Linked DNA regions of Homo sapiens: region 2 is linked to region 1. The links are chromatin loops, found by intact Hi-C in ENCODE. Cell type or tissue: Panc1. All regions are shown on one strand. Each heading gives the region's core, and the rest is flanking DNA. Links, peaks and the distances in the headings are about the cores only. Region 1 overlaps CDH12 (cadherin 12). Region 2 has its middle 420 kb from the start of SNORA105A.

The links. A loop is a pair of places that touch in the nucleus more often than their neighbours do. Peaks named below come from ENCODE experiments on the same cell type or tissue, not always from the same donor. Only the 100,000 strongest peaks of a DNase experiment are listed, where the experiment ranks them.
Region 2: it touches region 1 in a loop (6-fold over the local background); 16 of 110 quality-filtered maps call a loop at or near these places.

The regions. Positions count from the first base shown.
Region 1 is chr5:21,797,608-21,814,535 of GRCh38, forward strand. CDH12 (cadherin 12) reads right to left here. Exons shown (of 15, transcript NM_004061.5): 10 at 4,560-4,813. Among named protein-coding and RNA genes, the nearest start is that of SNORA105A, 78 kb to the right of the region's middle. RefSeq lists a silencer at 15,479-15,673. In Panc1, for the core only: CTCF peaks have their summits at 5,439 (motif pointing left) and 5,648; a DNase peak (open chromatin) is centred at 5,444; H3K27ac peaks cover 207 bases.
Region 2 is chr5:21,451,644-21,468,571 of GRCh38, forward strand. It overlaps the pseudogene GUSBP1. Among named protein-coding and RNA genes, the nearest start is that of SNORA105A, 420 kb to the right of the region's middle. In Panc1, for the core only: CTCF peaks have their summits at 7,741 (motif pointing right) and 7,947; a DNase peak (open chromatin) is centred at 7,718; H3K4me3 peaks cover 792 bases.

The sequences.
Region 1 (16,928 bases), core at 494-8,493:
GACTTGGTATACTACTTTATTTCATATAAAGTAGCACTTGTCAGATACTAGCTACTGTGACATAAAATGTACAAAATAAAAAACACACTTACAGCAGGAGAATTTCTTTCATGTTAACCTTTCTCTGTTCCTCACACCAGGGTCTTGACTGTAACAATTTTCTTGAATTTGGAACGTGTATCTTTACCTAATAATGTTTTTTACTTAGGAAATTTTTGATTTTTCTAGTTCTTAAGTATTGCCTTAAAATCATGTTTTTCTTAATATTTTGGCCTCATCATTCTTTTATGTCTTCAAAATACAACAAACAGTAAATTAAACAACATAGCATGTTCTCTACTCTAGATACATAGTTTCTCTATGTAAATTCTTATTTATTGACCTGCAGAGAGTTTTAATTAATCTTCATTTACCTTTTAATTATTTTTGTTGCAACCTTCAATTTTTTTTCAATAACTGTTCACATTTAAAAAAGACCTGTAAATCTATTCACCAGGCATCTTCTACTTTTCTAATTATCAACAGAACATCCTAGGGCTTCAGAAATAAAAGACTGATAAATAATGTTAGGTTAATACATAATAATTACCAAGGCAGCAGATTTTGGAGAATACCTAACAAATATTTGAATGTATATGTGGATGTGTGTGTGTGTGTGTGTGTGTGTGTGTGTGTCTGCATATAGCCCTATAAACCATATATGGTTTTCTGGAACTTAACTGGAAGTGAATCATGTTGTAATATGGAAATGTAAAATAATAGTTTGAATTCAGTGAGTAAATTGGTTAGCATTCAGCCTGAAATGTACGGGTGCTCAGTAATTGTTATACTTATTTCTTTTTAAAAGACAGATGAGCTTTTTTAGAGTTCTCTCCTGATTACTGATTCTCTTCAAGAATAAAAGCATTTGTTATGGACTGGATGTTTATGTTTCCCCAAAATTCATATGTTGAAATCCTAATGTCCAATGTATGATATATGGATAGGCTTTGTGGGGGTAAGGAGGTCATGAGGGTGGAGTCCTCATAAATAGGATTAGTGCCCTTCTAACCAAGACCCAGACAGCTCTCTTTCTCTTTCTGCTGTGTGGATACAAAGACATGACTTTCTGCTGAATAGAAACCAGGCCTTTATTAGACAATGGATCTCTTGGCACATTGAACATAACCTTTCCAGCTTTCAGAAACAAGAGACATATATGTTTTTTGCTGAAGCCACTCCATCAACGGTAATTTGTTATAGCAGCCTTAAGTGACTAAGACAGACATTGGTACCAAACGGTGGGGGTGCAGCTATAAAAAATACCTAAAAATGTAGAAGTGGCTCTGAAACTGAGTAAGGGGTACAGGCTGGAAGAGTTTTGAAGTGCTAAAATTATGAATGTTCAAGGATATTCTGTTAAAGGTTCAGAAAGAAAAGAGAACTGTAGAGAAAGATTCTGTCCTCCCAAATAACAACTCAACAGTCATAAACAGAATGTTGGTAGATATATGGACAGTAAAAGCCATTCTGATATGTTAACAGAGAGAAATAAAGACATGTTATTAGAAACTAGAGGAAAGGTCAGTAAGTGGCAAAGAAGTTAGGTGGATGGTGTTCATGGTCTAGTATTTTGTGGAAAGAAGGACTTTTGAGTGATGAAATTATTAGATATTTAGCTGAGGAGATTTTTAAGCAAAGTGTTAAAGGAGTAGCTTGGTTCCTCACAACTGCTTGCAGTAAAATGTGAAATAAAAGAAATGAAATAAAGATGAATTTTTTAAGTAAAAAGAAACCAAAGCTTAAGGACTTGGAAATATCTCAGCCCCGTCCGTGTTCCAAAATAATGAGAAAGTGTGTTTAGAAGAGAACATTAAGGGTTGATAGATTGATTACTTAATAAGAAGATTTGTATAGGTGTGAACCAGAACTTCATCTGCTATTTCAAAAAAAGCCAGGAAAACAGATGAGATTATAATAGCAGAAACACTGCCAGCTGGTACTAAAGAAAACAGAAATGTGGTAAAATGAAAGAAGATCATCAAACTTCTTCAGCTCTGTTAAATAGCATCACATAGCTCTTCAGCTATGAGCATTCATAATTCTCCAAATCGAGGGAAGAATTCCAAATCACCCCAACAGTGATTTGATGTCACCAGGCTTGTGGAATGGCTGCTTCCATAATGATTTTAAACATTGGGATCAATGCCTAGAAGACACACTGGGGTAGGGTCGCTCAGTGGAGCCCTGAGAGTGTGACCACTGCACATGAGTGAGGACACTGCAGAGAACCACAGCATGGGTGGTGTCCCTCCGAGTGGTGGAGGTTATATTGCCACCCTAGTGAGTCCAAAAGTGGGACATCCATTCTAGTGGGCCTGAGAGGTGAAGAATAGAGCTAGAGAAGGATTATGTTTGAGACTAAGGTTTAATGGAGTTTCCCCTGTTAGGTTTTGGACTTACATTGGACCTCTCACCCCTCTCTTCTTTCCTCTTTCTACATCTTGGAATAGGAATATCTTCACCATTGTATTTTGGAAACACATAATTTATTTGGTTTCACAGCTGGAGATTCACAGCTGGAGAGGAATTTGGCCTCGGGATGAATTGTACCTTTTGTCTCACATTTGTTTGGCTTAGATGATATTTAGATGACACTTTGGATTTTAATTAATATTAGAAGAAGTTGAGACTTTGGGGGCCCTTAGGATGTCTGCATTTTGCATGTAAGAAAGACATAAATTTGGGGTGGGCAGAATTGGAATCTTATGAGATGATATGTATCCCCCCAAAATTCACATCTTGCAATCCTAAACCTCAATGTGATAGTATTAAAAGATGGGGCATTTGGGAGGTAATTAGTTGATCCGGATGGAGCCCTCATGAAGTTATTTTTACCATTACAAAAGGGACTCTAGAGAGAGCTCTCTTTCTCTTTCTCCAGTGTCTGGAAACAAGGAGAAGATGACCACCTGCTGAAAAGAAAGCCGGTCTTCACCAGACGCTGGATCTGCTGGTCGCTTGATCTTGGACTGTCTAGCCTCCAGAACTGTGTTTGTTACTTAAGTCATCCAGTGATATGGTTTGGCTCTGGGTTCCAATCAAAATCTCATTTAGAATTGTAATCCCTACATGTTGAAGGAGGGTCCTTGTGGGAGGTGATTGGCTCATGGGAGTGGGGGTGGTTCCCCCATGCTTTGCTCATGATAGTGAGTGAGTTCTTACAAAATCTGATTGTTTCATAAGTTGTTTGACTGTTCCTCCTTCACACGTTGTGTCTTGCCTGCTGCCATGTAAGATGCGCCTGCTTCTCCTTCCGCCATGATTGTAAGTTTCCTGAGGCCTCCCCAGGCATGTGGAACTGTGAATCGATTAAACCTCTTTACTTTATAGATTACCCAGTCTCAGGGTGGTTCTTTATAGTAGTGTGAAAACGAACTAATACATCCAGTATGTGTTAATGGATGGTAGCAGCTAGAACTGACTGAGGTAGTATTCATGTAATTATAGGTGATGGATTCAGATAAATCCAAAGAGCAAGTTACGTATGCTGTCAAGCCATTTCCTGAGATGTCACTATATGCAATTACTGTGTTAAGGATACTACTGAACACTTGATCCATTGTTTTAATCTTTACTTGTCACATAGTGTAAAATCTTACAAGATATCTGTCTGTTGTATGTCAATAGAATAAAGTGTTTTTGCTTTAAAAACCTACTTAATATTTTCTTATTTTGGTTCTTGCATAGTAAGCTTCTTTCGGGACAGAAGATTCAGGAACAAATCTCATACTTGTCTTTTAATTGGTTTCTCAACAGCTGTAGGCACGCGGCAGAAAATTCAAGCATACAATAGAACGAATGGGAAATAAAGTCTCAAAACATACTGCTGGGTCAATGCATAAATGAGGAAAAGGGAAATTGTATTATGTCTTGATAGTACTAGTGGACTTTATGTGTTGAGAGAGAGTGACAGTGGGAGAGAGATGAGCAGGAAGCAGCTTCTTGCAAAGCATTTGCTTTGAGCAATTCCATAAATTCATTTTACTCTAGGACTGACTCTAACTGTGTCTCTACTCATTTCACCTCAACAACAGTAGACAAGTTTGTTACACTGGAAAAAATGACATGCAAATTGCAATAACTTTTTCAAACACTAACTTTGGGTAAGGGGTCAGAAATTTTAGAGTAATTATAAAATGTATTAATGTCTATTATACTCTAGGCACTTTCAAAGTATCTTAATATTACTAATTATGAGAATCATTCTCTAAAAGGTTATGTTATTAAATCCCGTTTATACATGAAGAGTTGAGATTTGTTACCTTGAGTGACATGAGAATCAGACCTCTATTGGTTATAACACCACTAGTAAACACTGCTGCAATAGTTGATAATATGTTTTCCCCCCAATCCTATAACATTTCCTCTATTCTTATGTAAAGTCATTATGTTTTCAAGCATCATATTCTATAATTAAATCATCATGCAGTTTTGGACAGAGAATTGGTTCTCTGGTTTTTGTTCTTGTTTTGTTTTGTTTTCCTGAAACATAGAAAAAAAATGTTTCTTTTTCTCACCTAACAGCACTGCTGCCTACATCCAGGTCTTGAGCAGTGACAGCGCCAATGATGGTCCCTACCGGAGTGTCTTCATAAACCTCCATGGTGTAGAGCGGCTTGCTGAAAACCGGTGGCTCATCTACGTCCAGCACGCTGATCTTCACCGTAGCTGTGTCTTTGAAAGGGCCCGCCGAGTGAAACCGGTGGTCAAGGTGAAGGTTGGAAGCCTCAACTTTGAAAGTGTATGCCTTCTTTGTTTCAAAATCTAAAGGCTGTAGTGAGGACAAATTAAGAATAAGGAGTAAATTTATATAGAATGTGGCAGAAATGGTGAACATTACTTCAGAGCAATTTGCAAGTTATTATCAATTATACTGGTTTAAAATTTTCATTTTTCTTAATAACTAGTGGGTAAGGGCAGCACAAGGCAAACCATTTTTTTTTCTTTTTTTTTTTTTTTTGAGACAGAGTCTCTCCCTCTCTCCCAGGCTGGAGCTCAGTGGTGTGATCTCGGCTCACTGCAACCTCCACCTCTGGGGTTCAAGCGGTTCTCCTGCCTCAGCTTCCGGAGGATCTGGGACTACAGGCGCCCGCCACCATGCCTGGCTAATTTTTGTATTTTAAGTAGAGACGGGGTTTCAACATGTTGGCCAGGCTGGTCTCGGATTCCTGACCTCAGGTGATCCACCCACCTCGGCCTCCCAAAGGACTGGGATTACAGAAGCAAGGTAAACATTTTAAGAAAAGAATCACGTCCATGTAGAAGTTTCTGGGTAACTTGTAAAGATCATCAGTTGCCTATGTTTGAAAAACTCATCATTTACGTGCAGACATACATGCTAGGTAGGGCTTAATCATTTTATATGAGCAAAGTTAAAACAGCAACAGAACAGATGTTCAGGGAAGCATTTCTCTGCTCTTATCCAATACTGACATCTAGTGGAACAAAGCAATGATAAACAAAAAAATGAATAAAAATGAAATAGGATCATTGAAGATACTCTAGATTCTAGCTGTAAATTTGGTATTGAAAAAGTGGTCCCATGAAAACTCCATATTTTGTTGTCTTATTTTATGGCATCTTATATTAAATACTTTTGGATGTCTAGATCTTTTTTTATTTTTTTTACTAGTAAATGTCTGTATCAGTATTTAAAAGCATACATAGTACTAATTTAAAAAGAATTTTTGTGTGTGTGTGTTCTCAGAACTGTATATATAAATTATGGGCGCGGTAACACATCATCAATACACATTACCAAGAATTGTGGCTTTATATATTAATATATATGACTAAATTAGAGAAGGCTGTGAAACATAATATAGAAAGTCATTTTCTATGGAGTCACGGATGCTCAGTTTTAGCTTATCGCTGCTTACTTGCACCCTCACTCTAAATATTAATTTTATGTCCACAATAACTGAAAATACACTATTCCTGAAATATGGTGCTGCTGTGGTGCTTTGTTTAAGTGATAATTTTAAGGTCAATGGCTCTGGCCTCTGATCATCTAAGAAAATCTGAGACAACACGAATTTAACATTAACATGGTGATTTTCTGGGACCTTTAAAAATTTATGTTTTCTAAAGGAATTCCTTCAAGTCTGACCCCAGTAAGTTGCTAATTGCTGTGTCAGTACCTGTTCCTTTACTGTAGTACACCTGGGGAAAATAAAGGAAGGATGGATATTTTTCTCCTTCTAAGATATGATTGCCATTTTATGCATTTCCTCTGAGGAACAAAAACAAAAACAAAAAAACACTTTTAAATCTTCGAAAACTCACAATTTCATGGAATTTATTATAACAAAACAGCAATTTCACTTGAATATGACATCAGTCTCTTTCACCATACTTTTTTATGCAGCAGGAACTATATTTATTAATTCCCTATAGGTATTCCTTTTATCATATTTTTATTTATGTGTTTATCTGCTTTGTAATCAATGTTTTCTTTTTACTTTTCTATATTTTAATTTGCTAACCTCATACCTGTTAACTTATAATATTGATTTCCTTTCATTTTCATATTTCTCCTGTTAGAAATTTTGATTTCTCTTAATACCTATATAAGCAAAGAATAGTATGCATAATATGCGATGGTTGATAATGTGGCCTTTGATGACATGAATAGAAGTGTAGTATCTGAAAAAAAGAGAGAGGATCACCCAGTGATGTTCCTTTGATCAGCCTAAAGCTTGAATACTGTGTTTTGTTGAAGAAATCAGACTCAAGAAAAGACAACTTATTGCAAGACTAGAATGATAAAATATTACCAAAGCCAAAAATGAGAAACCACTACAATTACTGCCAAGGCAAGGAAAGACACACATTTTCAAATACTTGAAGGGCCATTATGTTGACATTACTTAGGATTATTCTTTATGCCTCTGAGTGGTGAATTAATAGTAATTTGAGTTATTAACGAGAGTAAATTTAGATTAGAAAAAAGAGAAAACCTCTAATAAATAAAATCATTCTATAGTGAATTAAAACACACACACACACACACACACACACACACACACACACACACACACACACATAGATGTTTTACGTGGTGGCAAGGCTTGACATGCATCCTGTAAGGATGGAAAGATGAAAAGACAAGACTTGCCTCTCAATTCATTCAACAAATTACAGAATATTGCCATCTTGCTTAATGAGTGAGTTTGAAGAAGTACCAAGTTCTCTATAATTACATGTGTTTAAGAGATATTCAATATGTTAGAAGATATCGGAGAGAGAATGATGTGTAAGATAGAAGCGTGCACTAGCTAATTCAAATTAAGGAACATATAAAAATATGTTTTCTGTTTTTCCAAACTCTAAATGCTCTATAAATGTTAAACAATATAAGTGGTCTATGTTAGGTATCCTTAACTTGTAGTATAAGACTACTTTGATTTTTATCACCTTAGGGTTCCTTTTGCCTAGAAAGCAAATTGAGCTGACCTGGCTCATACTTACTCCCTTTCTTAGGCAAAAATTAACTTCTATCTTAGAATGTAAACGTTTGTACCAATCATTCCCCATTTCCCTCTCTACTTTCTCATATGTTGAAGTACTTCTAATTATCTATATGATTTGGCAAATTCTTTCTAGATAAGATCTTAATTTTTTTTCCCTACTTGATTACACACTACTGTTATCTAGATAATCTTGACTCTCTACAGGTAACTCCTTTTCAAGCCAGACATGAAAGGAGAATTTTGAAACCTTTAAAAGAGATGAGATGTATTCCATGCCTTTTAAGGACCCCTGACCTATAACAGCAGGCAAATATCTGGTTGTTAGGGAGACAGAGTAAGATAAAAGAATCCTGTACATACAGATTTTTTGCAACTGAAAACTTATAGCCTGTAGTGATCAAAGAACTAAAGAAAATTGTAAGAGAAATGCCACCATAGTCTCCTAGGTGGACTTACTTCTTCGTGACCCTGACTTTTAGGCAATCCCACTTGACAAAATGGTATATAGCTCAGAAAGGGCAAAGAGAACCAGCAGTGATCTGTCTTTAATTGAATTTACCTACACATCTGACTGACTACCCTCCATTTTTGGGGGGAATGAACTTTAGTTTCACAATCAATAAAAATCCCAGCATTTGAAATAAATATAGAATAAATAGGATTAGTTTCAGTGCTAGAAAATAAATCATATTCTATGATAGACATACATTATTGTGAGGTTGAACTAATTTATCTCTTGCACAATAAATAGAGAACTTTGTGGCATGGCTTGGAGCCCATTTAATGGTTATGAACCTCTCAAAGGGGAAGAAATGATTGACTAAAGAGAATTTAGTTGAGCAGCTTCTTTCTCTTTAGGTTGTTTCTATAAGGGAAGACTAGTGGCACCAGAATGTTCAGGAAACAATTCATCTAATTGAGTTGTGCAGTAAGAACCACAACTATAGAGAAATGAAATATGATATACTCAATTGTTCTACAGAGACTCAAGGGAGGAATTGGGGAAGGGGGGAATTTTGCTTCTTTGTTTTTTGCCACTGAAGGAAATAAAAAATATTTTACCCCCCAAGATATTTCTCTGATGTATTTTGAAATGTCTGCCACAGGGCCAGAAAATATAAGTGGCCTTGCAAAGCTATCTTTTGTGGGAGAAAAATTGCATCTGTAAGGAATTCCCATTAACGTGGGCAGGTCTTTTCTATGCCTTTCCCAGACCTAGGAGCCAATGAGAGCCTGACAATTTTAAAAGTCTGAAAATAAATAACTATCATCTATTTTCTCTGAGGGAGGTTTCATTTACATAACAAGTGGCTTTGGTAGCCAAGCCACTTCCTTTCTCCCTCTCATAACCTTTCTTGCCACTAAACGTGATTTACCAAGACAACCTGGTTTTGTCCATGCTCTGGGCCACCATTCTTTCTGTAACCTTGAGATGGTGATTAGATTCTGTAACTTATTGGGAAATTGGGTCTTCATTCTGAAGGCACCTGTATATACACGTTAAATAATTTGTTTGCCTTTTCTCCTATTAATCAATCTCCCTCATGTCAGTAATTTTTCAGCAAACCTTTTGTGGCCCAAGAGCCTATATCTCCCACACTGAAAACACCTTTGCAAAGATTATGACAGTGAGGGAAGTCTAGCATGGCGGACTCCATCTTGCTTCTAGCCTCACAGGCTGGCAGTCTTGGCTCATTCCCCAGCATAGCCCAAGCTAACTATGGAATTTAGTTTATACTTTAACTTTGAACCAAGGATGATAGTAGTCCCTCCCTATAACTGATGCCCTCCTTGGTCCTGGGCCAAAACCATGTTTGCAAAACTAAAGAAAGTCCACAAGATTAGGATTATGATAGTGGCCTGAATTCTGCTAAAACATAGGTAGTTTCTATAGTCTCTTACTGCTCACAAATCATGTGAACAGAGGTCACAAGATTTGTAACTTCCCTAATTGCTCCTACAGATAACATCACCATTGCAGAATCTAAGATTGGTCTTTTGAGATGTTTTTCACTCTAACCCCACCCAGATTTGTGGCATATGTCTCAACCAGTCCTATGGCTCCCTGCCCAGAGATGGACTCAGCATGGGGGGGACTGTATTTTACACCCTTATGATGACATCCCCAACGAATCAGCAGCACCCATTTGCTAGTCCCTTGCCCACCAAACTATCCTTGGAAAACCTTAACCTCTGGGCCTTCAGGGAGACTGACCTGAGTAACAACTCTGTCTTCCACATGGCTAGCCTGGTGTCAGATAAGCTCTTTACTGCAGTACCATGGTCTCAGAGAATTGGTTTTGTCTGTGCAATGGGCAGGAAGAGCCCATTGGGCTATTACAGCACTACTTTCTCTGTTCTTACATTGCTGAAGTCCAGGTCACAAAAAACTAAATGAAATGTTAAGTGCCAAAAGATTTTCTCATTTCAAAGGGAAATAAGCAATTTTTTGGCATAAATTATAAGAGAATAGCTACCTGGGCTCTTCCAGGGCTCCTCATGCTTCCAGATAATGTTGAGTGGAAATGGATAGCTATGGTTATAGATATTTTGAGGAATTTGAAAAAATGATAGCTTCAGCAGGCAGAATTCTAAGATGCTCCCAATATTCCTGCCCCCAATGACCTATACTCTGTGTGCAATGACTCTGCCATTCATTGTGTGAGAGGCCTGTAAATTAAATGACATCTCACTCACATAAACTTATTAAGTTTAATGGAAAAATAAGTTGTGCATATATAATTAGGGTCCCTAATCACTTGACATTGAGTTAATTAAGGAGATTTTACTTGAGAGGTGTGATCTAACCAGGAGACCCCTTAAAAGAAAGGAGTGATGCAGATGCTTTTCGTCCTGCCTTATAAGAAGTAAATTTGTCATTATAGGAGATTATGTGGCAAGTGGCAAGTGCTCAAGGGGTGCCTGTGGGAACTGAAACCTGATATTTGGCGAGAGCTAACAACATTGTCATAGGAGCCACAAGGAAGTAGTAACTACCACAAAAACAAAACAAACACACAACAACAATACAAAACAAACAGCCACGAGGAACTGGCTCTGCTAGGAACCAGTAAGGTTACAAAAGACTCCAAGGCTTAGATTGGATCATAGCCCCAATCACGCCTTGATTTCCTCCCAAAAGGCCCTGAGCAAAGGAACCAGTTATGCCATATTATGACTCACTGTAGCCGTGGTTTTGTCCCTTTTTACTTTTTACTCTTCTGTATTACTTCAATTTTTATAGTAAGCCTATATTATTTTTACCAACACAGTAAAGCCATCACTTTTAGGAAAATATATCCTTGAGTGATAAGGCTCTACACTCTCAATTATCTAGTAGGTCTTAATAGGCAATGGGAAGGAATACCGTCAATGAACGCAAATGATCCGAGGATGTAGGCTTATCTGAAACAGACTAGATTCTTTCTAAGACAAGCAGTTAGAAAACAGATTTATACCAGGCTGAACCAGGATGCACAGACACTAGGAGCAAGCTCTTATAAATAGGTTTATTACACTAGGCTGAACAATAAAGATAAGATGTTCAGAACAAGCATCATTTTAATGAAAAAGCAGGTTTCCTAAAACTCAGTTTTATGATCAATATAGTAGTCAATTCTTGTCTGGGAAGAGACGTGGGAGAGTTTATGCATATCTCATCATCATTGACAAAAGGTTGCAACTCAATATTTTATATAAAAAAGCTGTATTTGATGAACAAAAGTTGCCACTATATCAGGTGAGAATGTCCCTGTAACAAAGGGAAAAACAATGAAATGTAGTTAAGTTTTAAAACGTAGATTTTAGTTTGGACAAAATTTCAACACCATTTGTTAGAAAATTAATAATATATAAGCTTATAAGAAACATATAATTACTAGGCAAAAAGTGTTTGTAAACAAAAATATTTAAATGAAGAAACATCCATTTTATATAACTTACCTTAAAAATATTTGTAACAAAACTATTTATTAGAAATGCACTTAATTTTTCTGTGGACAAGTTATTACTATACTTTAGTGTTTTGCAACTCTGCAAAATTTTCGTAGTTTTAACAAATTATCTTAAGAATCATGGTCATTATAGTAATGCCTGTATTTTAGCGGTAATTTTTGGAATAAATTTAGTAACCAAGATAAACAAAAAACAAGCAAACAAAACAAAACAAAAAAGAATTGCAAGAAACTCTAGTGCTTCTAGACATAGGTTTTTAGTGATATTTCCCCTAAAAAATTACAGAGGGTTTCGTCACATACTATAAATGCTGAAATAAAATATATGTGTCATGTCCACATACAGTATAAATCATGACTATTGGGGAGGCCAATTATCTTTTCTAACATGCATTGTTGTACACAACAATTGGAAGTATACTCTTTCTAAACATATACTATGATTTACAGCAAGCTGTGTGACTTTGAAAAATTATCTTCCTTCTTTGAGCTTCAGCTTTCCTATTTGTAGAATCAGTAAAACATATTTTTCTAAATTATTTGCAAAACGTTCCAAACTTTACATGCTATGTGAGTAAAAAGAAAAATAATGCAGCAGAAGTGAAAACAGTAAACCAACAGAAGATATTTGTCCTTTTAGTCGACAACAATTTTAAACATCTTATATATTTCAGGCATTTCCTTTACTGATGGGGAAATAAACACAGATATGGAAAAGTGCCTCCAGGGGCTTAAAATATAGTAGGAGGAATGAGTTGTATTTTCAATATGAGAACCTTGTAAGTATCATAGATGCTTTGACAGAAATGTTGACATTTGGGGACAAAATAAAGGAGTGATCAACTTTGCCTGAGGGACTCTAGGAGGCCTTTGTTGAGAAGCAAGGGAGAAAAAAATGTTAAAGAACATGTAAGAATTCATGAAGATACTTATATGGGACAGGGAGTTCTATGCAGAAGGAGGAGAACCACAATACCATTGGTAGACATCGCAATGATTTTGCTGTACTTGGAATGTAGCTTGTGCATATGAACATGCCTGTAAATGTGTGTGTGTGCAGAAGTTAGTAATAGAAAATGCACTCTTTGATCTTTATCTTTCTATCAGTAGGACCAGAAACTGATTTAAGTAAGATGAACATGTTTCTATCTAAACGTCTAAATAGATTTCTTTCATTCCCCCATGAATAAAAAGATTAGTTGGAGGAAAATAACGTGTGAGGCTGGGAAAATAGCCTTTGCAGTGGCAAAAAGGAGTCAGGAAGAGGGCTGTATGGCAAATTCATAGGTGGAGAAAGGAAAATTTTAACCTGAGTTCTGGAAAAATCAGCAACCAGCCTTTGTGCCCTATTTGGCAAGGGGATGTCAATAGGAATGGAAGCGGTGTTAGAAAAATCACAGATTTTTGCTTTAAGAAACTGGAAAGGAGAAAACATGAGTAGGCAGACTTTTGTTGGGAGCAAAGAAAGAACTCAGCTTTAGACAGTGAATTTGAAAAGTCTATGGCATGTGCAGTTAGAATTGTCTACAAGACTAGAAAAATCTGCAGTGGTTACGTTGATTTAGGGCTAAGTTACAGTTGATGAGACTTTAGGGAAACTAGGTAAGGTATTACAAAAGAAGGTGAAGACAAATATTTAGAAAAACAGAAACATAATATAGAAACAACAGCATTCATGTGTTTTTTCTTTAATTAGGTACATTAGCGTGGCTAAAAATAGCATTATTTTAAACTTAAACTGAGGCATGTATGATTGGCTATGTAAAATATTCCAAATTTTATTATCATTTTGTTCTTAAGAGTTATTCAAAAATTAACCACATGATGGTGCTATGCTACCAAATCATGTGAACTCATTTGTCAAGCGTGAAAAAAGAAAAAGAGTTTTACTGATTTACGGGTAAGTATAAAATATATATATGCTCAGTGGGACCAACTGGCACCTTAGCCGATTTGTTAAAAGGCTCTTTGTGAAGAGTAATATCATTTATCTCATACGTTTTTAAGGAAAAAGAAAAATTCTGCTTTGGATTTAATGTGATCACACAGTTATGTTAATTTGAAATAAACTAATATTGCCAAGTAACATCAAAATGGTAAGCACTGTCTCTAATTCCAAAAAAGGTTTACTTTTAAAAAAACTAAATAGGAAATAACTTCACCACTCTTCATTTTAAACAGTTTCTAAGAGAAAGTTTTGTAGAAATGGTAGAGAACTGTTTGAAAAATTATACAGGATATTAAATTATTATTTTGGATAACAAGTATTCACTTAATTATTTTAATTATTTAAATTTTGCAATCACTTTGGAGAAAATTCAAGTGCTTCTATAACCATATTTAGATTTTGAGTCCTTGAAAACTTTTAATTCGTGTAACTCACTATCCATGTTTACATATAAGAAGTATATATTTTATTCCCATTTATTCAGTAGCAAAAAAAACACTAGTGACTAAACACAAATTTCATTTAGGTTTTCACTAAGAATGAAGCCATTGAATTTTAAAACTCTTATTCTGTCATTGTAAATGTAGCTCACCTCTTAATTTCTAGACAATTTGAATTTTTAAAAAACTTTATTCTGATTTTATTAGTGTTTTATTGCTATAACACCCAACACCATATAGGACAAGCTTTTTTTTTTTTTTACAGTTTTCTCAGAGTGGTAGGATGTGAGGGTGGAATAAAAGCAGTTTTTATTTTGTTTTGTTTTGTTTTGTTTTACCAATATCTTATGCCTTGGAGCAATTTATAAAGCTTCATAATGTTCCTCTGAATTCGAAGTGTCACAGTGAAATGGCATTCTGTCACAGTGAAATGGCATTCTGTCACAGGGCTCATAAAGTGAATCAAAGTTAAGGTTAATAAAATAAATAAAAATGCCTTTCTTCAGTCTTCTCAGTTAATCTAAACCTGACCATCATTTTTGTTTTCTCAAGCCCTCCCTCTATACAGGAAATAGACAGAGGAGAAAATAGTGAAAGAAAAGCAAATAAAAGATTTTGAAGATAAAACAGTAATAACAATATGTACTTCAGATCATTAGTATTTTAATGTATTCTTAAGTGCGTTAAAAAAAGAAAAACTCTGAAAACAAAGCATGTCATGCCTCATTCCTCTATTGCAGCTCAAAATCTGTTAGCTAAAAAATTAAAATAACTGGTGTTTAAAAAAGGACTACATATTCAAATGTAGAATATATATTTGGGACTTTCTAAATGCATTTAGTATACTTAAAATGTAATTTCTGTATGAATCTGATTTTATATCAGAATTCTTGTATTGCAATATTGAAGGGAAAACCTTAACAAATAATTTAAGATCATTCTGGATCTGCAACACTACTGTTGATGTTTACATACACAGTTATTGAGATACACCTAATTCTTTAAGGATTCCTAATGATAATTGCAAGATGAAGTTTTCTGAGAACTTATTGAATATATGCTTGAGTATAGTACTATTTTACAGTCTTTACCCAAAAGCATTCTGTACTTAAAAAATTGTTGTAGTGTTTCAATTGATTTTGAATTTTTATGGGCTTTATTCAATGAGATATTTTCTCACATTTTTATTAAGTCATACTATCATGTTTAATTGAGTAATGCATCTATGTACATGTGTGCATATAAACACAATACACGATACAATATATACAATAGATAGGTGGACAGTTTTTAAGTTTCATTACAAAAATGTCCTCCTGAGTTATTTTTTAAAGATTCAATAGATGTAGGGTGCAGGCTACAATGTTCTTTCTAATAGAACACTAGGTTAGCATAGGGGATTGCCTCTAGTGGATCCATATTTAGAGATGAAAGCAAATTACAACACTGAAAGAAAATCCATGTGTTTTATTAGGCTCTGAAGTCTCAAATGCTTGGTGTAATTTACCAGATGATGATAATATTTATACAAATATGTTTTGGCTGTTCCTTTACAATTTATTTAGAATCTCACAATCTCTCACCATCTCTGTTGCTGTACCATCACGTTCCACATTTCTATCTGTTTCCCGGTTTACTTCTATGGTCTCTTAACTGAGCTATTGCTTTCATTATTTCCTAGTTACTGTTCTCTTAAGACAACCAGAGTCACTTGGGTCTACAAGGGTAAGGCGAGGCCAGGTGTGGTGGCTCATGCCTGTAATCCCAGCACTTTGGGAGGCCAAGGCAGGTGGATCACCTGAGGTCAGGAGTTCAAGACCAGCCTGACAAACATGGTGAAACCCCTTCTCTACTAAAAATACAAAAAATTAGCCAGGCATGTTGGCAGGCACCTGTAATCCCAACTACTTGGGAGGCTGAGGCAGGAGAATCGCTTGAACCTGGGAGACAGAGGTTGCAGTGAGCCGAGATCCCTCCATTGCACTCCAGCCTGGGCAACAAGAGCAAAACTCCATATCAAAATAAATAAATAAATAAAAATAAATAAAAGAGTAAAAGTGATCTAGATCTACACTCACATGGGCTCTCTATATCACGATCTGTTAATAATTCAACATCTTTGCCTGGTCTACAAGGCTCTGCCTGGCGAGCCCGTCATCTCTGGCCAAGGCCCTCTTCCTTCACTTCATTCCAGCCCCACTGGCCTTCTTGCCTAGTACACTCCCAATTCAGAGATTTTGAAATTGCTGCTCAAACTTTTAGGAACTCACATCACCCAAATACCACATGGTCAGGTTTTTGCTCATATTCCCTTCTAATACAGAAGTCTTTTTTTATTTTTCACCTCACTGTAAGATACCCTCCACCCTCCACATGCCTTTTACCCCTTCATCCTACTTTAAGTCTTTCTAGCTTGAATTCATCACTGCTGAAAGTGATTTCTAATTTGTTTGTTTATCTCCTGACGTCCTCAGTTGAATGGAAGCTGAGTATGAGTGCAGGCAGTGTGTTTGTTGAGTTCACTGCCCTATCTCCATAGTGGAGTCTGGAAAACAGTGGCTGCTTCCAAAATACCTGTTGAATGAAGTAGTGAAAGTTATGGACATTGAGCTTTACTTAGATAATGAATTTCAGGCCAGTAAAATGGACAACAATGATTCATCCACCACAGGAGAAATGAGTGTGTGTGTGTGTGTGTGTGTGTGTGTGTGTGTGTGTGTGTGTTTTATTTGCAGATATACTTTCAAGATTATCTACCCTATCTAAATCTATTTTAATAAAAGTATTATATAATTTTGCATATCTCAATTTTAATCCAGTTAAGAAGAATAAAAATTCTAAATAAACACAATAAATACAAAAAATAAATAACATGACTCATTCTCTGTAGATGTTTCATAATGAAAAAGGCAGATATGTTCTTATTGCTTTCATGATAGTTGAACTTACATAACTGAATGATTACTTTCAAAGATTAATATGTTTTGATATAATAAGATAAAGGACTATTATTAAACCACGCCTTTTTCAACTGTTTTAAAAATAAATAAGAATGACATACATTTTTCTAGAT
Region 2 (16,928 bases), core at 3,317-11,316, 340 kb before region 1:
ACATTTTATGGCTTCCTTGTCTGTGCATGAGACTTCTACACCATGCCATCTGTCTTTCCCAATGCTCTACTGAATATTTGGTCTAATATATTGTATGATGAAGCAAAATAGAAAATAACGTACTCAATTTTTTTCCTATTTTCTCAAAACTATGTACGATGTGGTAATTTCTGACTGCCCATTCGTTCCCTCTCCTCATGGCTCCAGATTCTACTAAACACTTGCAAAATCTTCAGTGGAGGAATCTTCGGAATCTTCAGAATCTCCACTGAAGATTCTGCAAGCCTTTAGTAGAATTTGTTTTTCTTTTGGAAGGTGGCATAACTTTTCCTCTATTCCTGATTAATTCCTCGTGCATTTTCTCCACAAAGATTCATATATATGTTAATTTTCTCCACAAAGATCCATATACGTGTATTCACACATATATATAAACATACACACACATATACACACACATATATATACACACACATATATACACATGTATATGCACATACATATATACACATATACATCTATATATACACATATATACACAGATATATATATTTACACACATATATAATAGTTGTATATCTGTTATAATTAATATACCATATAGGACCTCTGAGCTTTTCAGAGATTTATAAAATGTGGTCAGAAAAATTCCAAGATGTGGGCCAATTCAAATTGTTCCCTGTAAGTTGCACAGCTTGCTTACTTTCCTTTGGTCTCTGCTTCTTATTCTTCATGTGCTCATGGTGTATTCTGAGAAAGACATCTAACATGAAATTACATGCAACTCTATTTTTTTCTAAGAAGTCTACCCATAATTATGTCTATAATTATGGGTAACATTGGTAAATATTTCTGGGGTGTTCAGCATAGGAATGTTTTCATGCATCCATAGGTCTTTGCCATCTCTTCAGTGCTCTGACACTCAGATTCATTGTTTCCATGACCATCTTCACTGTTACGACCTTGTAGTCATTGCACAATCCTTTGGCAATCTGGGCACAAATCTCATCCCAAGGGCATAGTTGGTTGCCTGCCAAAAATCAATTTCCTAGTCCACGTTCCTTCACAGACCCTGGTGGTGTTCAGGCATCCTCCTCTCCTCCTTGTAACCTTGTCATTGGTTCAGAGATGAGCATCCTTAAGCTCATTTAATGAAGGAGCAGATTGTTGAGAGCATCTGTGAAAGGACCTGTCTGGCTCTCAACCAGGAGTCACAAGAAATCAAATTTTGTTCAGCTGAGCATAAATTTCCCACCATAAGTAGATAGCAGAAGCACAAGACAAATAGAATCTAGCTTGAGGGAAATATGGAGGAAAATGACCAGCTAAATGTAAATCTTAACTTACTTTTGGACTTCTTTTTTTTTTTAAGAGCCATTTTTTTTCCCCTGATTTTTGAGCACACTTGAGTTTAGAAACCTAAAATATCCCAAAATGTATATCTGCCATTAACTATTTAGTAGTGCATTGTTGAGTTTACCAAAGGCATGGATATAACTCTTTTGGAGTGTCAGCATTCTAAAATCAATATCCCAAAAGGCCTGTAAACACCTGAAGATTCTTGGCTTAGCACGAATAATTGAAAGTATGGAAGAAAGTGAGAGCTGTTTAAATATTTCAAAGCCATTCCAAAGAGATGCTCTCTTAGTCTGCTTAGGTTGCCATAACGAAATACCATGAACTGGTGGCATAAGCAACTGAAATCGCTTTTCTCACAGTTCTGGAGACTGGAAGTTCAAAATTAAGGTGGCAACAGGACCAGGGCCTGTTGAGTGGTTTCTCTTTGGGTTGTGAATTGTTGACTGTCACTATGTCTTCACGTGGCTTTTTCTCGATGTATTTGCTCAGAAAGAGAAAACTCTGCTGTCTCTTCCTCATCTTATGAGGGCCTTAATCTCATCATAACAGCCCCATCCTCATGACCTCATCTAACTCCATTACTTTCTAAAGACTCTGTCTCCAAATATCATCACATGAATATTAAGGCTTTAATGTATGAATTTTGGAGAAACACAATTCAGGCCATAGCAGGTGCTTTCTGTTGGTCCAGGCAATCTAAATTTACTAATGTCTTTAGTCACTCCAGTTTATCATTTGTTGTTGATTGATTACAAAAATGGCAGCAAGCTTTTATCTCTCTTTGTATCCAGTCTCTGCATTATGACTTTGCACCTTCTCCAGACAACTATAGTCTGTGTCCCCACCTTTTGATTCTGGGATAACATTTTACCAATAAATGCGGCAGAATTGAGAATGTGTCATCCATGAGCTTAGGCTTCAAACAGCTTTCTTGTTTCTGTTGTTGCTTTTGGAGCCCTGTCAATGTCATGAGCGATGTTCGCCCCACAAGGTTAATTACAACAGAGCAGATACCAGTAGTCTCAGTACAGACTGACTTCCACTAACCTATTGTTAACTGAGTTCTCAGATATATAAGCATAGATCAGCCAGATTTGGCTCAATCATGAGAAATAATAAATAATTATTGTTTTAATCTGCTGAGTTTTGATGTGGTTTTTACTCAACAATAGCTGATTGATGGAGTATGTCTTATTGATTCCCCCCATATGTATACTTCTTCCAAAAGTTATTGTAGGGAGTCATTACATACTGAAATTACAGAACTACATTTATGTATTATCATGTTTACTATGGCTAATCAACCTATAAATTATAGGTAAACTTAATGCATTCTAAATTATTCTTATTAACAAGATGTATTATACTATATTATATATTAAGTTATTAGATACGTCTAATTGCATGTTGTATAGAAAGATTTTTTTCATACTTTATGTTCATCTCCACTTGACTTCTTTGTAGTTAAGTTTTTTTCTGTCTGGAAGCTTATTTTTTTGTCTTTAACTTCCTTAACATTAACATCGATAATGTAGAGGCAGTTTTGTTTGTTTTATTTTAATCCATTGTCTTTTCATCATTTTTATTTAATCATTAAAAATTATTGACTATTATTTCTTTAAGTTTTAATTCTGAGACTAGCAAAACATGGGATGTGTCAACACTACTTCTCTATGTCTTCTTACTTTACTATGATAGTATCAATCATTATACCTTCTCAATACTTTCTAGATGGTTTTTCCAACTGGACATTCCAGTTCATTATTCACCTCCCCTTCCATGTTCTCTCTACCATCATCTTATTATTTTTTTCATGTTACCGTATTCACCGATATCAGTGAAGGATGATTTGCTCTTAATTAAGATTTTGCTGAACAAAGATGCAGTGAAGGGAGATGCAGTCAGGGACATCTTTTCCAAGCCACCTCCGAGCCTGAAGCTTATACAATTAAAAAATATATGGAGAATAAATACACATATTTTACCTTTATGAATTTATTGCACACGAATGGTCATGAGAAGACTTTGCTAACGTCGCATCCGGGTCTTTGGAAAGCACCCGTGCAAATGAGGAATATACTAGCCTAAACTTTGGTAAGTTGATGTCTCTGAATAGAACTTGAGGCTTCTATTTTTCCTCTATGACTGACTCTAAGCATGTCATGCCTGAAAGTTTACTCACAGTTTTGTTCTGAATGCTGAGTAAGGCCCTGCGTTCATCCCACTTCTGTATCTCTAGGCAGCACGTTAGTATTCCATTCTGAACTGATGAGAAATTGAATCCATGGGGTGCTTTGCAGACAGCATGTAGCTGAAGAAAACAATAGTTTTCTTTCCTTGGTTTCCCTTTGCCAATAAGGATTATTTCCTTGCTGAAACAATGTTGCTAATGATGTTGTTCTGTGTAGCCTATGTATTTTGGAGTAGAAAAATAATGTAAGACCCCCTGGGGTGAAATTTTCCTGCACTGAGGTCAATAAATAAATAAGTAAACCTGACAAACATACATTAGTGTACAAACACTAATGCTTTACTGAAACTGAAAAGAGTCTCTCCAAAGACTTTAAAGGTGCTGATATTTAACAGATAACAAAACTATTTGTTAAAATTTCAGAAGAGGCAGTAAGAGTGAGCTATTTTCTGATTAATTAACCCTATCTAAAATATAAAATCCAGACTGAAACAACAAATCCAGGGTTACCATATTCAAAATGAAATTTTGCTCTGGCTTAACACTCTTAACATCATATAGAATATAAAATTATCTTATCTGTTTTTACTTACAAGCATTTGCTCGCACATATTGATATACATATCTGGGGAAATTACACCACCAAAACCTTCCACATATAGAGTAACTACTTTTATAATGAAATGATAAATCATATAGTATTTCCATTTTAATTACAGAAAAGTTTCTGGGGATGTGTTGCCATGGCTAGAAATGCAACGTCATCTAAGGCATAAAACTATAATCATTTCACATCTTCTCTGGGTCACCATAAGATTTTCTGTATATTATTGAATCTTTGTGCAGACAACAATCTTGGTGCAAATTAAACCCCGGGGATAAGTAGAAGGGACACTAACATCGCTCACCTGAATGATGCAAAGCACCGGTGACATTGTGGACAGTATTTAGGTAAGGATGTTTTTTTCCATCCTTGTTTTTATAAACGAAAACATTTCCATCTTTCCGTCTTTGTGAATTGATACATATTGATTGTACATATTTAAGGGGTTCATGTGATGTTTCGACGCATGCATACAATGCATAATGGCCAAATCGTGTTAATTAGTATATCCACTACCTCCAACATTTATTTCGTGTGTATGTGTTGGGGACATTTTAAGTCTTTTCTTCTAAATATTTTGAAATAGGCAATAAATTATTGCTAAGTATAATCACTCTTGTGTGCTATTGAACACTAGAACTTATCGCTTCTATATAACTCTATATGTGCACCCATTAGCCAATATCTATCTTCATCCTGCCTCCTTCCCAGCCTCTGTTAACCATCATTCTACTCTCTACCTTCCTGAGATCAGACTTTTTAGCTCCCACAAATGAGTGAGAATATGCAATATTTGTCTTTCTATGCTTGGCTTGTTTCACTTAACATAAGGACCTATTGTTTCATTCATGTTTCTGCAAATAACATGATTTGATTCTTTTTATGGCTCTGTAGTATTCCTTTGTGTATATATACCATATTTTCTTTATCCATTTATTTGTTAATGAACACTTATGAGCCACAATTTTTTTAATGAGTGATTTAGATGACTTGCATCAAAACTACTTGGAGTGTTTACTTTTACAAAACCACATTGAGTCTTGATATAGACACGGTAAATCAGAATATCTGAATGTAAGATTTACAAGTTAACTTTTAAACATTTTTTAGTATTTTATATGTGTATATACGTGTGTGTGTATGTATATATATATGTGTGTGTGTGTGTATATATATATATATGGGAAAACTATGAACCCTAGAATATGAGTCCTTGAATATGAGTCACTAATGTATGTATGTGTGTACATATGTATATATACCGTTTCTATAATTAAATATTTGTCTTTGAGAATTATGTAAATATAAATGTGTGCAAGCAGGTTTGGTTCACTATTTTCTTACTAAAAAGTCACAAAAATACCCATTCATTTTTATTATAAAAGGTATTAATATCTCAAAGAAGACTGTATGTCAGGATATCAAAGCTGACTCTTAATTTTTCTTTTATTCTTAAATTTTTGGACTTTGGGAGACAAATAAAATTTCTGTGTTCTAGAGTTTTAAAAATGAGGAACACTTCTAATTCCACCTACTCAGGTGGCTGAGGCATGAGAATTACTTGAATCCTGGAGGCAAAGGTTGCAGTGAGGCTAGATTACACCACTAAACTCCACCATAGGCAACAGAGCAATATTGTCTCAAAAAAAAAAAAAATGAGGAAGGTCAGTTTAGAATCTAAATCAGACAGGTCTCTGTAGATAGGGATAGAAAGGACAGGTATATACTACCAAAGTTCCAGGATGATAATATGGTATTTTCTTGGAGGATACTAGAAACTTGATAATAGTGGAGAAATGCTAAGAACAGAGTTTTGCTCAGAAGGACTCATATTCAAGGGTTCATGATTTTCCCTTCATTTTTTCCTCTTTTGTCCTTTTGGACATTTCTAGAAAGATATACATATATAGATATGGATAGATAATTTTCCTGTTTGTCATTCTACTTTCTTTTAATAATTCTTAACTGTTCAAAATGTTTTAGATTTCTGTGTTTCCTTATTATTTAAACTCAAGTGATGGAGTGGCAGAAAAAACCAACTCTTCCATTATGTACTTCAGTACACTCTTGTACTGCAGTGTGTGCAGGCATGGGGCAATACACTTTCCAGGGGATTTATAAGACAGTATAAAATAAATAGCAACCAAACCAAATTAGCAGTGTTTGGAGGCAAAAATGGAAACATTTAGGGAAACATACAACATAAATAGAGTGCTGTTGAATGAATGACTAGCAGGATAGTTGAGACAAAGCCCCCTTTCACATAATTCTAACAACGTTACAATGTTACTGGAGGAATTCAACCCCATGTTTAGGAAGAGGTTAATATTTGATAAATTTTCTACACATCTCTCCATCTCTCTGTGAAAATATTTTATTTTACTTGAGATGATAATATAAACAGTTATTTTCAGGAGGTACAAAATATATTAATTGTATAATTTTTTTGGTAGTAACTTAAGGTGAAACTTGCTCAATAGGGGAAAAGTAGCTGTCATAGGAGCCTAAATAGTGGAGTAGGCTTCTGCTGCCATAAGCCACCAAGATTTATAAAGAGAAGAAATAGTCATGGCATCTGTTTGCTCAACTAACAACATTAAATTTCTATGTGCAATATTGGTAATGATGCATCTAAACCTTATGTAGTAAATAATTTATGAATCTTTTAGGGTGTCAGAGTTTTTTGGCTTTAGTCTAGGTAGAAAGGTCATCGAGTAAGTAGACAGCCTATACGTTTAATGAATATTTGTATTTGCGATGGCTCACGCTTGTGATCCCAGCACTTTGGGAGGCCGAGATGAGTGAATCAGGAGGTCAGGAGTTTGAGACCAGCCTGGTCAATATGGTTAAACCCTGTTTCTACTAAAAATACAAAAAATTACCTGGGTGTGGTGGTGCGTGTCTGCAGTGCCAGCTACTTGGGAGGCTGAGGCAGAAGAAACTCTTGAAACTGGGAGGCAGAGGTTGCAGTGAGCCGAGATCACGCCATTGCACTCCAGCCTGGGCAACAGAGTGATACTCCGCCTCAAAAAAAAAAAAAAAAAAAAAAAAAAAAGCAAAGGGTGTCGCCTGTAATCCCAGCACTTTGGGAGGCCGAGGCAGGCGGATCACTTGAGGCCAGGAGTTCGAAACCAGCCTGGCCAACATGGCAAAACCTCGTGTCTACTAAAAATACAAAAAATTAGCTGCGCGTGGTGGTGGACGCCTGTAATCCCAGCTACTTGGGAGGCCGAGACAGAAGAATCGCTTGAACCCGGGAGGCGGAGGTTGCAGTGAGCCGAGATCACACCGTTGCACTCCAGCCTGGGCGACAGAGACTCCGTTTCAAAACAAAAACAAAAACAAACAAAAACAAAAATTAGCCGGCGGGCACCTGTAATCCCAGCTACTCGGGAGGCTGAGGAAGGAGAATCGCTTGATCCCGGGAGGCAGAGGTTGCAGTGAGCTGAGATTACGCCACTGTACTGCAGCCTGGGCGACAGAGGCTCTGGCTTAAAAAAAAAAAAAAGGGAAAGGATGTTACAGAAACTCCAGATACTACTCCCCTTCAGTGGTCTGAGTTGCGCGGCGCTTTCCCGCCTGTCCGGTAGGGGGCGCCGCGCAGAAAGCCGCAGTCCCTCTGCGGAAGGCGCCGCTCTTGGCTTCGGCGGCGCCGCTGTAGCTTGGAGGCGGTACTTCCTCCAGCATTTGCCGCGAGTTATTGGCAAGTTCCCCTGCAGTTTGGGCTGTCTCTGTGGCTGGTTCTGCGGCGTGCGGCCAGCCATGGAGCGCTCTGGGCCCAGCGAAGGTGGGTTTCATGAAGCGAGTCCTGGCGGGGTGGGCCGTGTCGGGGGAGCTGGGGCGCCGCACTAACTAGGCCGCCTCTCTTTTCTTGCTCCAGTGACAGGCTCAGACGCATCGGGACCGGACCCGCAGCTTGCGGTCACCATGGGCTTCACGGGGTTCGGTGAGTGACTGCCCCAGGCAGAGACCCTCTTCCTTTTGCAGAGGTTTGAAGAGCCGCAGAGTGGGAGGGGAGATCGAGCTGTCAACTCGGAATTACTGTAGCTCGGGTGCATACCTTGCAGTTTGTCAATATTCTTCTCCCATTTGTCTTCTATTCTGCGTATCCGTTGGAACCAACTCAGGTGACAGTTATGAGAGTCCTGGAGAGAAAGGAAGAGAAAGGATTTTTCTAATTTTAAGTCACCAATAATGCTAAAATGAACATTTTTGTAAATAACAGCATTTGTACGAGGATTTTTAAAAATATGTAATTCTGTAGGGTAGATTTCTAAAAGAGAGCCTAGTTTATTCAGAAGTATAAATACTTAAAAAGCTGAAAAATTGGGTATGTGCCTTTTAAAGCTTCTTGATGCTTACTGCCGTAATACCCATCAAAAAACTTGTTTCAGGTTATACCAAAGTTAACAGAATTTAAGAATGCCATTTTTACCATATCCGTACCAACACAGAGTAGGTATTATTATTTAAAAAGAAAATTATTTTAAAAATGAAAACAAAACTTTAGTAGACTGATACATGAAAAATGATTTCTTTTTATTTTGCATTTTAAAATTATAAATGCTGTTCATCCAAACATTGGGATTCTAACTTCCTTGAACCTTTTCTCAAGGTCTTCTTGTTCTCTTTTGACCAGCGTGTATTAATTCTATGATAGTAATTAAACAGTAGACTTACACATATTGGCCTTGGGTTCTGTTCACACATACTAGTTCTGTAGTTTTTCTATTCATTTTTTTTTTTTGGGAGACGGAGTCTCGCTCAGTCGCCCAGGCTGGAGTGCAGTGGCAAGATCTCGGCTCACTGCGAGCTCTGCCTCCTGGATTCACGCGATTTTCCCGCCTCAGCCTCCCGAGTAGCTGGGACTACAGGCGCCCGCCACCTCGCCTGGCTAATTTTTTTTGTATTTTTAGTAGAGATGGGGTTTCACCGTGTTAGCCAGGATGATCTCGATCTCCTGACCTCGTGATCCGCCTGTCTCGGCCTCCGAAAGTGCTGGGATTACAGGCGTGAGTCACCGCGCCCAGCCTTTTCTATTTTTTTATTTTTTGAGATGGAGGCTCGCTCTGTCACCCAGGCTGGAGTGTACTAGTGCGATCTTGGCTCACTGCAGCCTCCTCCTCCCAGGCTTAAGCCATCCTCCCACCTTAGTCTCCTGAGTAGCTGGGACCACAGATATGTGCCACCACACCTGGCTAATTTTTTATACTTTTGGTAGAGACGAGGTTTCACCATGTTGCCCAGGCTGATCGATCTCCTGAGCTCAAGCAATCCGCCCACCTGAGCCTCTCAAAGTGATTACAGGCATGAGCCACCCCACCCGGTATAAATCCTTCATTTTAGTACATCATTCCTTTACTCAGGAGTGAGAAAGGTGTCCATATGTTTGTGCCAAATAGGGGAAAATTTTAAGAGTTTTGATAAAGTTACTGGGGGAGGAGGAGAATGTTTCCATGCTCAACAGTTCCTTGTTATAGGGCTGAGATTTCTGTTTCCCTCTTAGCTCCTTAAAGTACCTGCATTACTTCTCATGTTGCCCCTTTCGTCTTCAAGCCAACTATAACGCCTCAAATTCTTCTCAAACGTTGGATCTCTCTGACTTCTTCCGCCATAGCTGTTGTGCATCTTTGCCTTTAAGGGCCAGCTAGGATAGTTTCCCTATTTAAAAGTCCATAACCTTAATTACATTTGCAAAGGGTAACTTTTGGGACATTCTCCATTCTGCCTCCCACATTAGTGTTGTTGTTTCATAGGGTAGGGATCTAGAGGAGGATGGGAAAGTTGCCTGGTTAATAGTACTTAGTGAAGGGATTGTCATCAGAAGTTTTCTGTGACTCAAACTCCTTCTCTGATATTTTATGGTTATATTGGAGCCATGCTATAAACTAGACAAAGTAAGTGTTTATTGATCAGTATTGATCGCCTAAAGTTTGGCCAGCTTACTGCAAGACAATCACAGTCTCCCATTTGTTCATCTTTTAGGTAAAAAAGCTCGCACATTTGACTTGGAAGCAATGTTTGAACAAACTCGAAGAACAGCTGTGGAAAGAAGTTGCAAAACACTGGGTAAGAAGTTCAGATATTTGTCGTTTTATTGGTTTAAGTACTATGTATACCTCATGTAAGTATATTAAAAAAGAGAAAAGAATGTTGGCTGGGCGCCGTGGCTCACGCCTGTAATCCCAGCACTTAGGGAGGCCAAGGCAGGCAGATCACCTGAGGTCAGAAGTTTGAGACCAGCCTGGCCAACATGGTGAAACCCCATCTCAACTAAAAATACAATAATTAGTTGGGCATGGTACAGGGGCCTGTAATCCCAGCTAGTCGTGCGGCTGAGGCAGTAGCTTCGGTTGAAGTCGGGAGGCGGAGGTTGCAGTGAGCTGATATCCCCCCATTGCACTCCAGCCTGGGGGACAAGAGTGAAATTCCATCTCAGAGAACAAAGAAAAAAAAGAATGTTGTTATGCTACTTGTCACTGTTGGTTTTTTTTTTTTTTTTGAGATGGAGTCTCGCCCTGTTGCCCAGGCTGGAGTGCAATGGCATGATCTCGGCTCACTGCAGCCTCCACCTCCCCAGTTGAAGCGATTCTCCTGCCTCTGCCTCCCGAATAGCTGGGACTACAGGCACATGCCACCATGCCCGGCTAATTTTTTGTATTTTTAGTAGAGATGGGGTTTCACTGTGTTGGCCAGGCTGGTTTTGAACTCCTGACCTTGTGATCTGCCTACCTTGGACTCCCAAAGTGCTGGGATTACAAACGTGAACCACCGTGCCCTGCTTTTTGTTTTTTGGGTTTTTTTTTTTTTTTTTTTGAGATGGAGTCTCGCTTTATTGCTGGGCTGGAGTGCAGGGGTGCGATCTTAGCTCACTGCAACTTCTACCTCCCCGATTCAAGCAATTTTCCTGCCTCAGCCCCCCAAGTAGCTGGGACGACAGGTGTATGCCACCACGCCCAGCTAATTTTTGTATTTTTAGTAGAGATGGGGTTTCACCATGTTGGCCAGGATGGTCTTGATCTCTTGATCTTGTGATCTGCCTGCCTCCTAAAGTGCTGGGATTACAGGTGTGAGCCACCGCACCCAGCCCAATTTATCATTTTAAAACCAACAATGGGCCAGTTGTAGTGGCTCATGCCTGTAATCCCAGCATTTTGGGAGGCTGAGGTGGGTGAATCACCTAAGGTCAGGAGTTCGAGACCAGCCTGGCCAACATGGTGAAACCACGTCTTGACTGAAAATAGAAAAACTATCCGGGTGTGATGGTGGGCACCTGTAATCCCAGCTACTAGGGAGGCTGAGGCAGGAGAATCGCTTGTACCTGGGAGGCAGAGGTTGTGGTGAGCTGAGATTGCACCATTGCACTCCAGCCTGGGCGTCAAGAGCAAAACTCCATCTCAAAATAAATAAAATAAAATAAAATAAAATGGGCGACAAGGGCAAAACTCCATCTTAAAATAAAATAAGATAAAATAAAATATAAAGTATAAAACAAAATAACTGAAATAAAAAATAAAATGTTGTACAGCAGCAATATCCAGTATTTGGCAGTGTACCTGACAAAAAATATTTTCAGTCTTTGGAAGAAAACTTTTTTGTGGTGAATAGAAAGCCATCTACATGTACTATTTTTTGAAAAAACCCTTCATTATTTGTTTTATTTGAGACGGAGGCCTGCTCTGTCACCCAGGCTGGAGTGCAATGGCGCGATCTCAGCTCACTGTGACCTCCGCCCCTTGGGTTCAAGTGATTCTCTTGCCTCAGCCTCCTGAGTAGCTGGGATTACAGGTGACCACCACCACGCCTGGCTAAATTTTTTGTATTTTTAGTGGAGACGGGGTTTCGCCATGTTGGCCAGGCTGGTTTCGAACTTGTGAGCTCAGGTGATCCGCCTGCCTCGGCCTCCCAAAGTGCTAGGATTACAGGTGTGAACCAGTACTTTATTTCTGACACCAGATATGTAGGAGTTTTCCCCCACACATCAACCAGTTCTCCAACTGGGTATCCGGTAACTCACCTTAATTCTGACACCGTCTGCCTGGAGACTACCACAAGACTGCCTTCACTCAGACACTAATCTCAATTCACAGGTTGTGACCAGTGCTTCTAATCTACTGGCTATAAATCAGGGTTCCCATGACCACTCTTTTTGCTTTGATAATTAGCTAGGTCGGCTCACAGGGAAACACTTTACTTATGTTTAACAGTTTATTATAAAGAATATTATAAATGATACAGATGAACAGCCAGATGAAGTAATGCATTGGGCAAGGTATGCGGTGGGAGAGGTGCAGAGCTTCTGTGCCCTCTCTGGGTGCACCAACTCCCCAGCATCCCCCTGTGTTCAACTACCCTGAAGCTAATCACATCTAGTGGTTCAGGAGTGTCTAGGCTGGGTGCAGTGGCTCACACCTATAATCCCAGCAATTTGGGGGACCAAGGTAGGAGGATCACTTGAGCCCAGGAGTTTGAGACAAACCTGGGCTAACACAGTGAGATCCCATTCAAAAAATCTTATAAAAATTAGCTGGGCATGGCGGTGCACACCTGTAGTCCCAACTACTTGGGAGGCTGAGATGAGAGGGTCACTTGAGCCCAGAGGTTGAGGCTGCAGTGAGCTATGATCATGCCACTGCATCACAGCCTGAGTAAAAAAGCAAGAGCCTGTCTCAAAAAAAAAAAAAAAAAATTTCTATAGATCTTAATTTCCAGCTTCCCCAGAGATTGGTGGGTGGGGATGAAAGTTCCAATTATCTAACCTGTCAGTTTTTTTAGTGAGCAGCAGTCCCATCCTGAGGCCTAGGGATCCCACACTAAGTCACTTCAATAGCATAAACTTAGGTGGGATCCAAAGGGGCTTCTAATGAATAACAAAAGACAGCTCCTATCACTCAGGAAATTCCAAGTATTTCAGAAGCTCTGTGGCAGGAACCTGAAACAAAGACCAAATATATATATATTTTTTTGAGACAGAGTCTCACTCTGTCGCCCAGACTGGAGTGCAGTGGTGTGATCTCGATTCACTGCAAGCTCTGCCTCCCGGGTGCACGCCATTCTCCTGTCTCAGCCTCCTGAGTAGCTGGGACTATAGGCACCGGGCACCATGCCTGGCTAATTTTTTTTTTTTTTTTTTTTTGTATTTTTAGTAGAGACAGGGTTTCACCCTGTTAGCCAGGATGGTCTCGATCTCCTGCCCTCATGATCCGCCCCCCTCAGCCTCCCAAAGTGCTAGGATTACAGGAGTGAGCCACCGCACCTGGCCAAATATATTTCATATTATACCACAGTATCATCACATCAAGAAACAATTTTAATATCCTCAAACAGTAGACAAAGACATGCTATCTGAGGCATTTACAAATGTTTTAAACAATTTAGTGAATGTTTGTACTATCACAGTATAGGTACCTTGTATTTACCATTTTAAGCATATAATACAACATGTTTTGAACAAGGATTGTCTTATTTGGCTATGTCAGCTTTTTGTTGTTATTTACTTATTTATTTTTTTGAGTTGCCCAGGCTGGAGGGCAATGGTGCAATCTAGGCTCACTGCAACCTCTGCCTCCTGGTTCAAGCAATTCTCCTGCCTCAGCCTCCCCAGTAGCTGGGATTATAGGTATGTGCCACCATCACCTGACTAACTTTTGTATTTTTTGTAGAGACAGGGTTTCACCATGTTGGCCAGGCTGATCTCAAACTCTTGAAGTCAAGTGATCCGCCTGCCTCAACCTCCCAAAGTGAAGCTTTTTATTTTTAATTTTTTTATTTTCAATTTTTGTGGGTACATAGTAGATGTATATATTTGTGGGTATGTAAGTTTTATAGCCCCTAGTACTTTACTTTGTAAAATAGGTTCTCAGAAATATTTTGAGAATATTAAATTGAATTTAGACCTGTAATACTGTCTTGTTAAAAAATGAAATCTTGCTGCTTTGGAGAATGTTTTAAAATGGCACAATCTGGGCTGGGCACGGTGGCTCACGCCTGTAATCCCAGCACTTTGGGAGCCTGAGGTTGGTGGGTCACCTGAGATCAGGAGTTTGAGATCAGCCTGGCCAACGTGATGAAACCCTGTCTCTACTAAAGATACAAAAATTAACCCGGTGTGGGTGGCGGGCACCTGTAGTCCCAGTTACTCGGGAGGCTGAGGCAGGAGAATCGCTTGAACCTGGGAGGCGGAGGTTGCAGTGAGCCTAGATCGTGCCATTGCACTCCAGCCTGGGCGACGAGAGCAAAACTCTGTCTAAAAAAAAAAAAATGGGCACAATCTGTTGGAAAGAGCTTGGGATTTGGAATTGGGGGACCTAGGTTTAAGGCCCAGCCCCACAGTCTACTAGATGAGGAACATTGGATGGGTTTTCCAATTTCTGATCCTTCATAACCCTGTTGTGTGTGTATCATCTACCTTGGACGTTTCTTGAAGAGATTAAGATTTTGGGTGTAGTAGCTTATAAACAGCAAAGTACTTTATAAATATTATTTTAAATTCTTGCAATTTTTCTTAGTAAAGCATGTATACATTTTACCTAAGAGGAACTTAGGGAGTTATTAAATTTTTAAATTATTGAAAAATTGTCTCAAGACTATGATCTCCTTTGATTTTTGTGGACAAATTATTGAACTTTCTTGATTTACTATTACATCTTTGGACTGCAGTTTCTACCTCTGATCTAAACACATGAATCTAAATTGATTATCTCTTTGAAAGATCTACTTAGCTTTAGCATGTAAATAGAAAATAACATTGGAATAATTTATGGAAGTAGTATTCATCATTATATGGGAAGTTACTCATAAGAGATTTTTTTTTTTTTTTAGTGTTCTTCCAGACTTGGCAATTAGATTACATTTAGACTGTGGAATTAAAAGTGATTCCCTGTGAGCTCTCCTAGCAAATTATGAAATTGAAGAGAGAGAGAACGGGTTGCGGGAACCCTAGTTTCCTACCGTGAGACAGTTTGACTTACTTTTCTTTAAAAGTTGAAAATTCTCATATGGGCATTATTTATCTCATGCTTGGTATTGGAGTCTTTCCCTGGGTATTCATAGTACACTTGAGGAAACTAAGACTTTGACCCTTTTAATAGCAAGTTTGTCTGTATGTGGGGGTATGAGCTGTCTTGGTTGCTAAGTGCACTAGTGGAAAGGATGAATTACTATAAAACCCCGATAAAATATGTGCTGTGAAGGGTCTGGAAATGATAATGGTACAAATTTTTTTTAATGTTTTTTATGTTCTTGAAAGCTATAAGTATGTGTAGGACATATGAAATACAGATTTTTTTTCTCTTTCTTGAGACAGAGTCTCTCTCTGTCGCCTAGGCTAGAGTGCAGTGGGACGATCTCAGCTCACTGCAACCTCCGCCTCCCAGGTTCAAGGAATTCTTCCTCAGCCCCCTGAGTAGCTGGGATTACAGGCGTGCACCACCATGCCCGGATAATTTGTTGTATTTCTAGTAGAGACGGGGTTTCACCATGCTGGCCAGGCCGGTCTCGAACTCCTGACCTCGTGATCTGCCTGCCGCAGCCTCCCAAAGTGTTGGGATTACAGGCGTGAGCCACCGCGCCCAGCTGAAATACAGACTTTTTTTTTTTTTAGAAGTGTTATACTAGGCTGGGGACAGTGGCTCATGTCTGTAATCCTAGTACACTTTGTGAGGCTGAGGCAGGTGGATTGCTTGAGGCCAGGAGTTGGAGACCAGCCTGGCCAACATGGTGAAACCCCATCTCTACTAAAAATACAAAAATTAGGTGGGCATGGTGACTGGCGTCTATAATCCCAGCTGCTCGGGAGGCTTAGGCAGGAGAATTGCTTGAACCTAGGAGGTGAAGGTTGCAGTGAGCTGAGATTGTGCCACTGCACTGACACCTGGCGACAGAGTGAGACTCTGTCTCAAAACAAAAACAAAAAGCCCAAATGTCCAACAATGATAGACTGGATTAAGAAAATGTGGCACATATACACCATGGAATACTATGCAGCCATAAAAAATGATGAGTTCATGTCCTTTGTAGGGACATGGATGAAATTGGAAACCATCATTCTCAGTAAACTATCGCAAGAACAAAAAACCAAACACCGCATATTCTCACTCATAGGTGGGAATTGAACAATGAGATCACATGGACACAGGAAGGGGAATATCACACTCTGGGGGACTGTGGTGGGGTCGGGGGAGGGGGGAGGGATAGCATTGGGAGATATACCTAATGCTAGATGACACGTTAGTGGGTGCAGCGCACCAGCATGGCACATGTATACATATGTAACTAACCTGCACAATGTGCACATGTACCCTAAAACTTAAAGTATAATTAAAAAAAAAAATTAAAAAAAAAAAAAAAAACCAGAACTCCTCTTCCCCAAGGTGGGTCATAGTAACTAAGAACCGCTCTTTCCCAAAGCCAATCATAAAATCCAGAACTAGTACTCGAACTTTCCCCAGCCTTTCTGTGTAAGCGCTGGCCATAAAGAAAGTCTCTGACCTACCTTATCTGACTGTGGGTCATAAGACCCTCATTCCGGAGGGGTTCTGCCCTATACCCTGGAGGAAGAAATGCAGCACGGAGAGGCCAGGAAGAATCTGGCTGGACAGGCCTTTCTGGGTGTCCCCCTCAGTCTATGACATCAGGTCATTCCCTTTTTGTCCGATACCTTTTTACATGCCTGTCCATTCTTCACTGAACCTGAGCATAAAAATAGACAGTTTTCCCTGGGTCTTTGGGTCTTCTTGTCCAAAGGCTCCTGTGTCACATAAAACTTGGATTAAA